Linked DNA regions of Homo sapiens: region 1 is linked to region 2. The links are chromatin loops, found by intact Hi-C in ENCODE. Cell type or tissue: MCF 10A. All regions are shown on one strand. Each heading gives the region's core, and the rest is flanking DNA. Links, peaks and the distances in the headings are about the cores only.

Evidence for each region. Peaks named below come from ENCODE experiments on the same cell type or tissue, not always from the same donor. Only the 100,000 strongest peaks of a DNase experiment are listed, where the experiment ranks them.
Region 1: a loop joins it to region 2, with 11 times the contacts of the local background. A loop is called at or near these places in 6 of 110 quality-filtered maps.

Annotation. Positions count from the first base shown.
Region 1 is chr9:27,885,613-27,891,004 of GRCh38, forward strand. No RefSeq gene overlaps it. Among named protein-coding and RNA genes, the nearest start is that of C9orf72, 310 kb to the left of the region's middle. RefSeq lists an enhancer at 3,316-3,365. In MCF 10A, for the core only: a CTCF peak has its summit at 3,275; no DNase peak of the experiment used is centred there.
Region 2 is chr9:27,723,593-27,728,984 of GRCh38, forward strand. The region is part of intron 2 of LOC124902135; the gene reads left to right. Among named protein-coding and RNA genes, the nearest start is that of C9orf72, 150 kb to the left of the region's middle. In MCF 10A, for the core only: a CTCF peak has its summit at 2,744 (motif pointing right); a DNase peak (open chromatin) is centred at 2,749.

The sequences.
Region 1 (5,392 bases), core at 317-5,316, 160 kb after region 2:
TAAATGTACTAAATTAACATGCTACTCCCCTCACAAACAAACACTAGCAAAGAAGAGTAGAAGGAACAAGAAAGACACAATAGCCTTTCTTTGCTCTATGAATTTGGAATTCTGCTGAGACAGAATTTATCTTCTGTGGACTTTTTGAGAAAGTTGTTAAAAAGAATGGGAAGGGAGAAGGAATATTTCTTCATATTGTAAGGGTGCATCTGAAGATGGAGAGCATGTTTGTGGTGACATTAGTCCACAGAGTTGGGCATTTTTCTCCAGCAGTGATTAGCCATTTGAAGGGCAGGGAAGTCAGGTGATTAAATTGATATAAGACTGGCATGTCAGATAGACAGTAATAAAATTGTGGGAATATATGAGTTCAAATGATGGGTGAGATCTAATCCAAATGTGTGAGGAAGTTATTTCACTATGGGGTTTATTTGTTTGGAAGAATATAGTTAAATGGACTAGAGGTCTTAGTAATGCCAAAGAATAGGTATAATTAGAGTGATAAAATGAGAGCAGTGAAGGCAACAGAGATTTAGAGCAGAAAACTAGAATTAAAGATTTCACAGGTGGGACAGTTTTCTGTTTGTTTGTTTGGTTTTGTTGTTTGTTTTTTGTTTTATTTTATTTTGAGACGGAGTCTCGCTGTGTCGCCCAGGCTGGACTGCAGTGGTGCGATCTCGGCTCACTGCAAGCTCCGCCTCCCGGGTTCACGCTGTTCTCCTACCTCAGCCTCCTAAGTAGCTGGGACTACAGGCGCCTGCCACCACGCCCGGCTAATTTTTTGTATTTTTAGTAGAGGCGGGGTTTCACTGTGTTAGCCAGGATGGTCTCTATCTCCTGACCTCGTGATCCGCCCGCCTCTGCCTCCCAAAGTGCTGGGATTACAGGCATGAGCCACCGCGCCCGGCCAGGTGGGACAGTTTTAGGTGACATCAATAAGTGAAATGCAAGTGTTGATTGGTGGGGTCCGGGAGGCTGTTATTGACTTTGTGAAGTTGGCATGCTTGGTGGGCTGTCCATAAAGATTTGTATCTTACTCAAGACAATAGTGGGATTTGAGATTCATAGACCCTGAGCCAGGTGACAATAGCCTGTGATCAATAGTATTTTCAGGGGATAAGAGCCGTTTTTTATATGCCTAATGAGGTCCATGATTTTTGACTTCCCCATGCTTTAATTTAGTCAGCTGAACTAACCCGTTGCAGTACTCAGTAAATGTTGAATATTTATGATGAGAAAACTAGGGGAATATTACCGGAAGTCTCCTTATGGATAAAATACAGTAGCTACTAATATTTACTTATACTCTCTTTCCAATCATATGTTAAGAAATATAAAAAACAAGTGAATCACTTCTACTATGCATTATTTAGAAACTTTAAGGAAGGTAGGATTATAAATATCAATATCTATATTCAGATATTATATTGCATAGGTCGGTATGTAATGCAGAGGAAAAGCTGGGAGAAGCACCAACATAAGCCAATTTCTATCTGATGTACTTTCTGTATGTTTAGTGAGGTGTGAACTCTTATAATTACTTTATAGATGAGGAAACTGAGGCTCAAAGAGATATCAGCTCTCTGAGTTGTATTAGACTGATACAGAGAATTTTAATCTGGAAGGATTACCTGGAAGAATAATTTTAATTTTGAAATAAAACTGATACAATTGCCTCTGCAATTACCTGGGGCTTTTATTCACTCTTCTGGTCATTGTAATTAGAGGTCTGCAGAGTGAAAGAAATTATTGATAGATTTGGTTAAGTTATCTATAGCTTTAAACCCTAGCATTAAATTCGTAATTCTTCTTAATTTTTATTTTGAAATGCTCCATTAAACTACACAGAGTAACAAATAGATCATTTGGCTTTTGATTTGTCATCTACTTTCTCTCCATTTCTTTCTTTCTTTATTTGGTCTATATCTTTATTTTTTGCACATCATGTATATACATTTGTGATTGCTTGCCTCCATGACAGATACTGATGGTCTGCCATCAGTTATTTTAATAATTAGTAATTGGCAAAAATAAGTTATTAATCTTGATTTTGTTATTTTGTTTTCTCATCTAGACAACAAACCATGGCAATTTCTAGAATATTTTGTATAGACTAATTACTCAATTTGGGCTCAAGTTTTATATACAGTGACCTTTGAGTTAAAATATCACATCATCTGATGTTTATGCCTTAATGTAGTTTTTAAGTATTAACATCTACAGCTCCCCTAAATCTTTTTTTTTTTTTAACTAGAGCTCAGTATTTTGTAACAGGAGGAATCTGCCACTCCTTTTTTTTTCTTTTCTGTCCTTTCCATTCAGACCTACGTCTCCACCCAGATGTTCTTCCCTCCTCTGCCTGTGATATTCTACTATATATATATATATATATATATATATATATATATCTCCTTGTTTTTCAAAATGGAACTTTTGGAGATAAGCACTAGGGAAGGATGTAGATTACATACTTTTGGTTACTGTAAAGAATAAAAAAAGGAATAAAATTAACATGTATTGAGTCTACATTTATCCCATCACTCTTCTCAATCATTTACATATATCATCTCATTAATCTTCCTGTCCACTATATTATGTATTATCTTCATATTATTAATGAGGAAATTGAGGCTGGGGAGGTTTGATTCCAAAACCTATTTCTTCTATTATACTCAATTGCCTCTAAAATAGTTTATAATTGAATAATATTTGGAAATGAGAAGAAATAAAACTCTCAGAGCCCTAAGAAAAAAATACTTTTAACGGCAGACAAAAGTTAGTGATGTTAGCAACTAGGAAGAACAATAATAGTAATATAACGCAAAAGATAAAATATTAAATAACTAACCTGTATGAAATTCATTTATAGATTAACTAGGGTTCTGTAATGTAAACAAGAGTCAACGGTGGTGTTTGATCAAATGCAGATTCCTTGACCTGACTCCAGACCTCCTGAATCAGAAACTATTGGGATGGGCCACTGATAATGATGGTCCACATGGTATCTTTAAAAGACACAAGAATCAAGGAAAAAAAAAATGAAATGAAAGCATACCAGGTTAAAAAGGTGAAATTAATTTTCAATTTCTTCATCAAATGTTGAATCAACCAATGGAACCACTGATGCCCTTCTGCTCAGGCTATGCTTGGTGCACTGACAATTTTAGTGTGGTCTTGTGGTGAGAGATCAAGAAGTTCCGACTCATCTTTCCACCATCAAAGCTGCATTAGACCACATGGCCACCTGGCTCCAGGCCTCTGCTGCCTCTCCTGGCCAAGTGCAGTACTGCGCACACCTTGACCAGGTGACTGGAAGCTGTTGGTCCAGCTCAGCTGCAGGAACTTTGAAGAAGAGAACTAAGGTGATAAAGCCAAGATAAACTTTCATTTTGTTTTGGAAAGAGAAGAAGAAGGGAGTAAGCAAGAGGCTTACTGTTTGGAGCTGGCAGTGTAATATAAAAATATGGTGAAATGGAGGCCATGTCCCTCAAATCCTAAACCTCTTTTATTCCCCCATTAAAAATGCACTACAGATTATAGGCTGCATAACCAATATTATTATAGAAGTAGAGTAGAACAGGGCCACCCCAAAGGTTTTAACTTTCCTGATCAATATTTAATAACTTAAGAGCACTGATGGAACTTTTAGGAGAGATTCCTGAACAATACTGTCAATCCAGAGAATATAGGTGAAAAACAGGAGAGGCATCAGAAGTAGAGATGGGATCATGTCTTCCTGGTTTTCCAAAAAAGAAACATAGTCGATATTGCAATATGACCCAGTAACATTGATTGGTTCCCTAGAAAAAAATTTTAATGCGGTTTCTTCATTTAAATTGTTTCAAATCTACTTAAAAAGAAATAATCACAAACACCATTTTGTCAGGAATAAATGAGGTCAGATATAAGTTTACTTCTTTCTTTTGTAGGCCTACTAAATTAGTAGTTCCAAAGGAACGTAGATCTAGGTATCTCATATGCACCACTGCATTTGAATTAAAGTCTCTAAAGCCACAGGCCACAAAAGTTTTCTTCTCGGTTTACTTAATTCCCTAATCCTTCATCCATCTTCAGTTAGCTCAGGAGTTGCAATGATGACAAAAGTAGACTGTTCACAGGACAAGTGATCATTGCGTCCTTTTTAGGATGCTTGTCTATCAAGACAGACAGAGAAGGGTCGGTCAGTGGTGACATAATTATAAAATCAATAGTTCTGACATCTTGGTAAGAGAGGTGCATGAGGCCATCCTTACATTAGACTAACCTGACAGGTTGTTGTTTTACAATATTTTTTCCACTTCTATATGCTTAACTTATTAACCATTGTTTCTATTCTTAAAAATAAAACTAATAAATATACATACTTTAAAACATTCACAAAGTTCATAGAGCTATAAAAAGAGACAAAAATGTCACTGGGTCCAGTCTCTACCTCTTTTCTTTAAGAAATACCGCTGTTAACCGTTTTTTTTTCCAGAAAAAAAGCCTGTATGTCCCCATATACTTATACACATTGGATCATACTATATGTACTGTTTTACGTCTTCCTTTTTAGTATTGAATGATATGCCTGGGGGATCTACACATATCTACGCATGTAAAAAATTCATTTTATTCTGTTACATTTATGAAGTATTCCATACTCGTGGTCTTCAATACCTTAGCAACTAGTCACTAGCCACTAGCTACTAGTTCGATACCTTAGTCACATTAAATATTTGAAATGTGGCTACTGCCAATTAAGATATGCTATATGTGTATTTCACTTTGCAGATACATTGTGTTTGTTTTCTATTTAGTGGACATTTGGGTTGTTTATAGCTTTTTTGTTGTTATTCCTAGTAGTGCTACTATGAACATTCTTGAACATATTTCTTCATGTGTTTAAAAGTTTTTCTCGGATGGATATTTTCAATTTTTATTTTTTATCACAACTCAGTGCAAAACACATCTTACAATATATAGAACGCGTGCACACACACAGATATGTCATGAACTCTCCTCTCCTCTCTCCTGTCCTCTATTTTATCGTGAGGCAAATTGCATACCATCTTCTTCAAGAGTCCGATAGTAATTCTTGATCCTTTACTGTTGCATATAAATTTCATAATAGGCTTGTCAACTTCCACGAAGGGCCCTGTCAGCATTTTGATTAGATTCTAGTTAAGTCTATAGTTTGATTAGTAGGACATTGATAAAAAACAAGACAAGGGTTTCTGGTCAAGAATATGATATATCTTCCCATATGTTTTTATATTCGAGTTTGAGTGACAGAGTTATGATCTTTTGTAAAGTCTACTCTTAAATTATCCCTTATTTTTTAAAAATTGTTTTCTCTGTTTTTGGCACAAATTGATATTTATATGTGCTTGATATTTAAATGTATCTTGTT
Region 2 (5,392 bases), core at 302-5,301:
AATGCCCCAGAGGTCCCTACCCTCGATCAGAGTCTTCAGCTCTCCACTCAGGAGGGAAGACCAAAGTGAGACTGTTTTTAGAATTTCCTGGGAAGGCTTGCAGAGGCAGGTATCAAATGGCAGTCAACCACTGGCCACTGGGGGACAAGAGCACAGAAAACCTGCAGAAACTGCATCATCTTAAACATGTGAAATCAGATATTAGTTGGGGTCCTGTAACTTTTCAGATTTGAATTAAATTGCCTTCAGTCTACCAACACCATAGATGGTGGAAGTCCGAAGCCCTCCTTTGAATTTCTGTGATACCACAAGGGGTATCTGTTTTCCTGACCTCGTGGCTATTTTCCCTTATGGCTCTGGCTTCTTTGTACACTACTTCTGTCCTGTCCTACCTGGGAACCCTGCTCCCCCTTCCAGTTTTACCGCGTACACTCATACAAGTGACAACAAGTTGACTAGAATTGCTGGAAAGTTTTGGTTGGTCTTGATGCATTGTATAGCTTTCTGCCCTTATACTGAGTTCCCGTTTTCTTCTCCCTGCCCACCTTTGCCCACCATAGCCTAACTCCTAAATTGCTTTAGGAGCTACAAATTCCTTCTTTTGTTTTACAGTTTTCTCCTTTCCTCTAAGCCTCAGTGCCAGCAAACCTTCAGTTCTTAGATTGTGTAGGGAGAGGTGGGAGGGTAGAGAGGGGGGCCAGGGTTTATTTCCTACCCCAAGCACTTAACAAAGTAGCTTTTCAAGGCTTCTTTTTTCCTTGACATTAATTATAGAGTTAGCTATTAAGATTAAAACATTTTCTGATTTGCTAAATGCAAATATCGCATATACTTATGAATAGATCTATACCTATATGTACAAAATGCATATGCATATGAAAAGGATATTCTAAATAGAAAATTAAAAAATTATAAATTTCTCTCTTACATACACACACACACACACACACACACACACACACACACACACACACACACCATACAGGAAATACACCAAAATGTTAACAATGGTCATCTGAGTAATGGGATTGTGGCTAATATTTATATTCATACTGATCCTTTACTGTAATTTTAACATCTAGATATGTATTATTTAATAATATAAAAAGCCATACAATATGACGTTAAGGATGCAGTGAGGTATCCCATAGTCCACCTAGAGTCACAGAGAGTTCACTGCCCCAGTAGGCAGCAGAGGGGAGGCCTCATCCTTGCGTAGTCCCTTGTAAGTGTGGGACATCATTTCTACTCTCTGAGCTGTTGGGGACAGAGAACAGATCATTGGATTTGTATGGATGGAGGTCACTGGTGACCTTGAAAAAGCTATTACAATGCAGTGGTGAGGACAATTCTGATTTTCAAATGGGTTTATTTATATTGTCTTCTTCAAGAAATACTTGACATAATCTTCTAAAGAGATAAGTAACTTCGAAACCTTGAAAATGCAGAACATCTCTTTATTTTTCTGGATATGGGAATTATAATGCAATCCACTGAGAGGTATGTGGGGCTTCTGGCAGATTTTGGAATTAATTGTAATTTTTTCTCTAGTGAAGGCATATTATAAGTTCCTTTGTTGTACCTGATATTTAGTGTATTTCTGTACCCTGCCCCCGTTATTGATAAAGATGTCTTACCTAGGAACAGGCTCAGGGAGTTGTTTGGCTTTTGAAACATCCTTCACTATTATTTCTTATGTGTCTCTTCTTGTGACGAGGGGACCTATTTTCAAGAGCGCCAACTAGGCATAAGAGTATATTTGTGGTATTGAGAACACAAGGTTTGAATTCAGATAGATATGCAACTGAATTCCAAGATTATCATTTATTGGCATGCCATTTTGGGAAATGTCAGAGCTTTCCATAACACAACATGCAACTGCTATTCTGAGACATTTTTGTCATAATGTTATGTTTATCAGGCAGCTTTCCTACAACTTAAGGGAAAGCAGACTCTTCTATATCAGGTAAAAATCACATATGGCTGGGTGTGGTGGCTCACGCCTGTAATCCCAGCACTTTGGGAGGCTGAGGTGGGCAGATCACCTGAGGTCAGAAGTTTGAGACCAGCCTGGCCAACATGGTGAAACCCCATCTCTACTAAAAATACAAAAATTAGCCAGGCATGGTGGCAGGCACCAGTAATCCGAGATACTTGGGAGGCTGAGGCAGGAGAACTGCTTGAACTCGAGAGGCAGAGGTTGCAGTGAGCCGAGGCTGTGCCACTGCACTCCAGCCCTCCAGCCTCGGTGACAGAGCGAGACTCCGTCTCAAAAACAAAAACAAACACAAACAAACAAACAAAAAACTACAAAAAAAAACAAACAACAACAACAAACAAAAATTACATATTGGGCCATTGTCTTCCCCCTCTGCTAGAGGCAGAAGCTGACATATGCCATGGTGTTCACTAAGCAAATGGGAGTCAACATGATGCATATCAACTTGAACAGGAATACCCGTGGGGGCATGCAGAATATGCCATCAGGAGTCAACAAAAAACATTGTGTATATTTCCAGTTTTGCCTTTCCCATTTCACACTGTCTCAAAATTTAGGCCCTAAAGATAAAGCATCTCATTAGGCAGAGTACTATAAAGAAAGTATATTAAAGATGGTCCAGTTGTTGATCCTCATGTAGGGAACAGAATCCCAAAGCAAACAACTTCATTCTCTAATGCAAAAGCAGAGACCCAAAGACAACACTGCTGCAAACATTACTTGGCTATTAAGGGAAAACCAGTAGGTGGTGCTGCTGCTCCGTGTGTTCCTTCTGAGGTCTTCAACTGTGCGTGCAGAAGAAACTTGCTTTTCAAATGGCGAAGTGATTTAATGATACTGATGCAAGAGGTCTGCTAAAAAGAGTAGCCCCTGATGGTGTCAGTCAGAAGTAAGCTTTTCTTGGAAGGGGCTTAGCTCATTTGACCTCGGAAACTGAAGGCTTTGCTCCACCAAAGAGAACAAAAATCAGAGGAAGATTTGCAAAGAGCAGAGCTTTCAATTCCCCCATAGAGAAAATGAGGTTAGTGGTCTGGAGACAGCAAGCAAAAACAGCACAACTAAAGATATTAGCCCCATAGAGCCCTGAGGTTAATGTGGATGATAAGAGCCCAACTGTGTACTAATTTGGTTTGTTAACTTACTACATCCTTGAGAGAATTTCTTCCCCCCTGGACAGGATGAAGAATTCCCTTGAGCAACAGAGGTTTTTGTACTAGGAGATTAAGTAGCATAGAAAATTACAGCCCTGCATTTGTGCTATTTGAGTTAAGGTGGTGTCAGCATTCCTATTTTAAGCCATTATTTTCAAGGATTTGAGTTTTCCTGGTACATACAGATTCAGCCCCAGAATCACACATACAGAACATGTGTTGTCTGAGTGGGCTGTCACAGACAATCACAACCACTGCAGGAGAAATGGGTCATTGGAGATGATTCACTCTCATTCTTAAACAAAAAAAGACAATAGAAGTAAGCTTACAATTCACTGCCAAAATATGTAATGAGTTAAAAAAAACGTTGCAAGAAGATTTGTAGTGCAAAGACTTAGTGCTCATGTGTGACAACCAAATTGAAAAAACACGCTCTTATTAGCTTTTAATGATTACTTGGGCCAATGGTCTGTGAACTGAGATAGATCTCCATGAAGCTATAAGAGGCCCTAAAGAGTGTCTGGGTAATAAATATATATTATTTTCCAAATTGGTTAGCACATGGAGGTGAGCATTACTCTGAAAGGGCAGCTGGCTGGGTTGTATAATAACTTAGCCAAAATGTCTGACTGTATACATAGCTTCCCATTTTCTCTATGAGTGCCCATTGCAATCACAAGGGAAGGAAGGTAATAAGCACTTACAGAGGTATTTTATGGTTCAGACTCTATCTATATATTTGCTTACTTACTCCTACAATTATCCCTGTGTAGTAGGAATTACTGTTCCCATTTTAGAGGTGAGAAAACTGAGGCTTCATGAAATGAAGCAACTTTCCTTGGGGACTCAGATTGGTGAATGCCTGGGATTCGAGCTAAGGGTTATCCAGTCTGAAAACCGTGACATTTCCATTGCAATAGATTACATATTTGTTCCTTAGGAAATATTTCACTTCTTTTCAATTCATATTTGCTTTTGACAAGGCTAATCTCAGTTTTCTTACCTGTAGAATAAGGATAACATTATCAGCCTCACAGGGTTGTGACCATGACTTAGTACAGGGCCTAACACACAGAAAACACTCTACTAATGCTGCCCAACATTACTGAGGTGGCATTCAGCAAAAAATGAAAAACAAGGGCGTAGTAAACAATGAGCTTTGATTGTAACTGCACCTTGTAGCATTTAAGGGAATTGTGCCACAGAAGTGTTAGTTTCCTCAATTTTCTCAGATTCATGATGCAAAGAGTAGAGTACATACATTGATTTTCCAGCCAATATGTAGACAAAGACCAAGAAAGAAAACAGGCATGGAAAATTGCATGTCAATACTTAGAGAAACAAGGTGATTGCAGTAATTGAGCAGAACCAGAAGAAGTCACATGTGTGATTGTCAGCTGCCCTTAGGATACTGGTACTGGTCTTGTCTTCACAGTCTTTGAACAGACTAGGTGGGACTGTGTAGATAGGACACCTTCGTCTCAAATCAACAGGGTTCATTTTAAATGGACATACACATACAATAAAGTGGTTTTAGAGAAACAAAAATCATACCAGGAGTTTTGACAGTAAGTGTATACGAAACAGTGTTTCAGCTCTCCACAAGGCCCAATATGGGTACCATGATGCCAGGGGGCCCCTCAGGCTTTTGTGCTTTGGAGGTCACAAAGATGTTTTGAAGACAAAGAGTTCCCTACTGGGGGAATTGGATTGGCTGACCTGAAGGAGGTAGCATTTTGTGAGGCAAATATGTAGAAGAGCAGAGAAGGTGGTGGGTGTGGGTTAGGGGTAGGGCCAGTGAGGGCAAGGGAAGAATACTGAAAAGAAGAAGAGGCGCGTGTGTTGTTAAGTGGAGGCAGAGAATGAAAAATAGCCCGAAGAAGCGTCTGATGAGGGTCTTATGTTTTTAGATGAATCACGCATGAGAATTTTTTACCCAATGGTTTCAAACTCACACGTAGTACAAACACACACACGCACAGCACGAGCTTGAGGGAGAGAGATCATTCAGAAAGGAACTGCCTTTTGGTGCCCGATAATGTGCCAAATGCTTCTTCACTCATTAGCTAAACTAATCCTGCTACATGGACGTTGCATTTTTCCATATTAGGCATGAGGAAACTGACTCTCAGCCTTAGGTTGCATAGCTTATAAGAGGCAGAACAAAGGTTTAAACTTGCCTTAAAGTTTTGTTTTTCTAACTAGGTCAATGCTGAGTTTTTGTTGTGGTGCAAGATCTTGG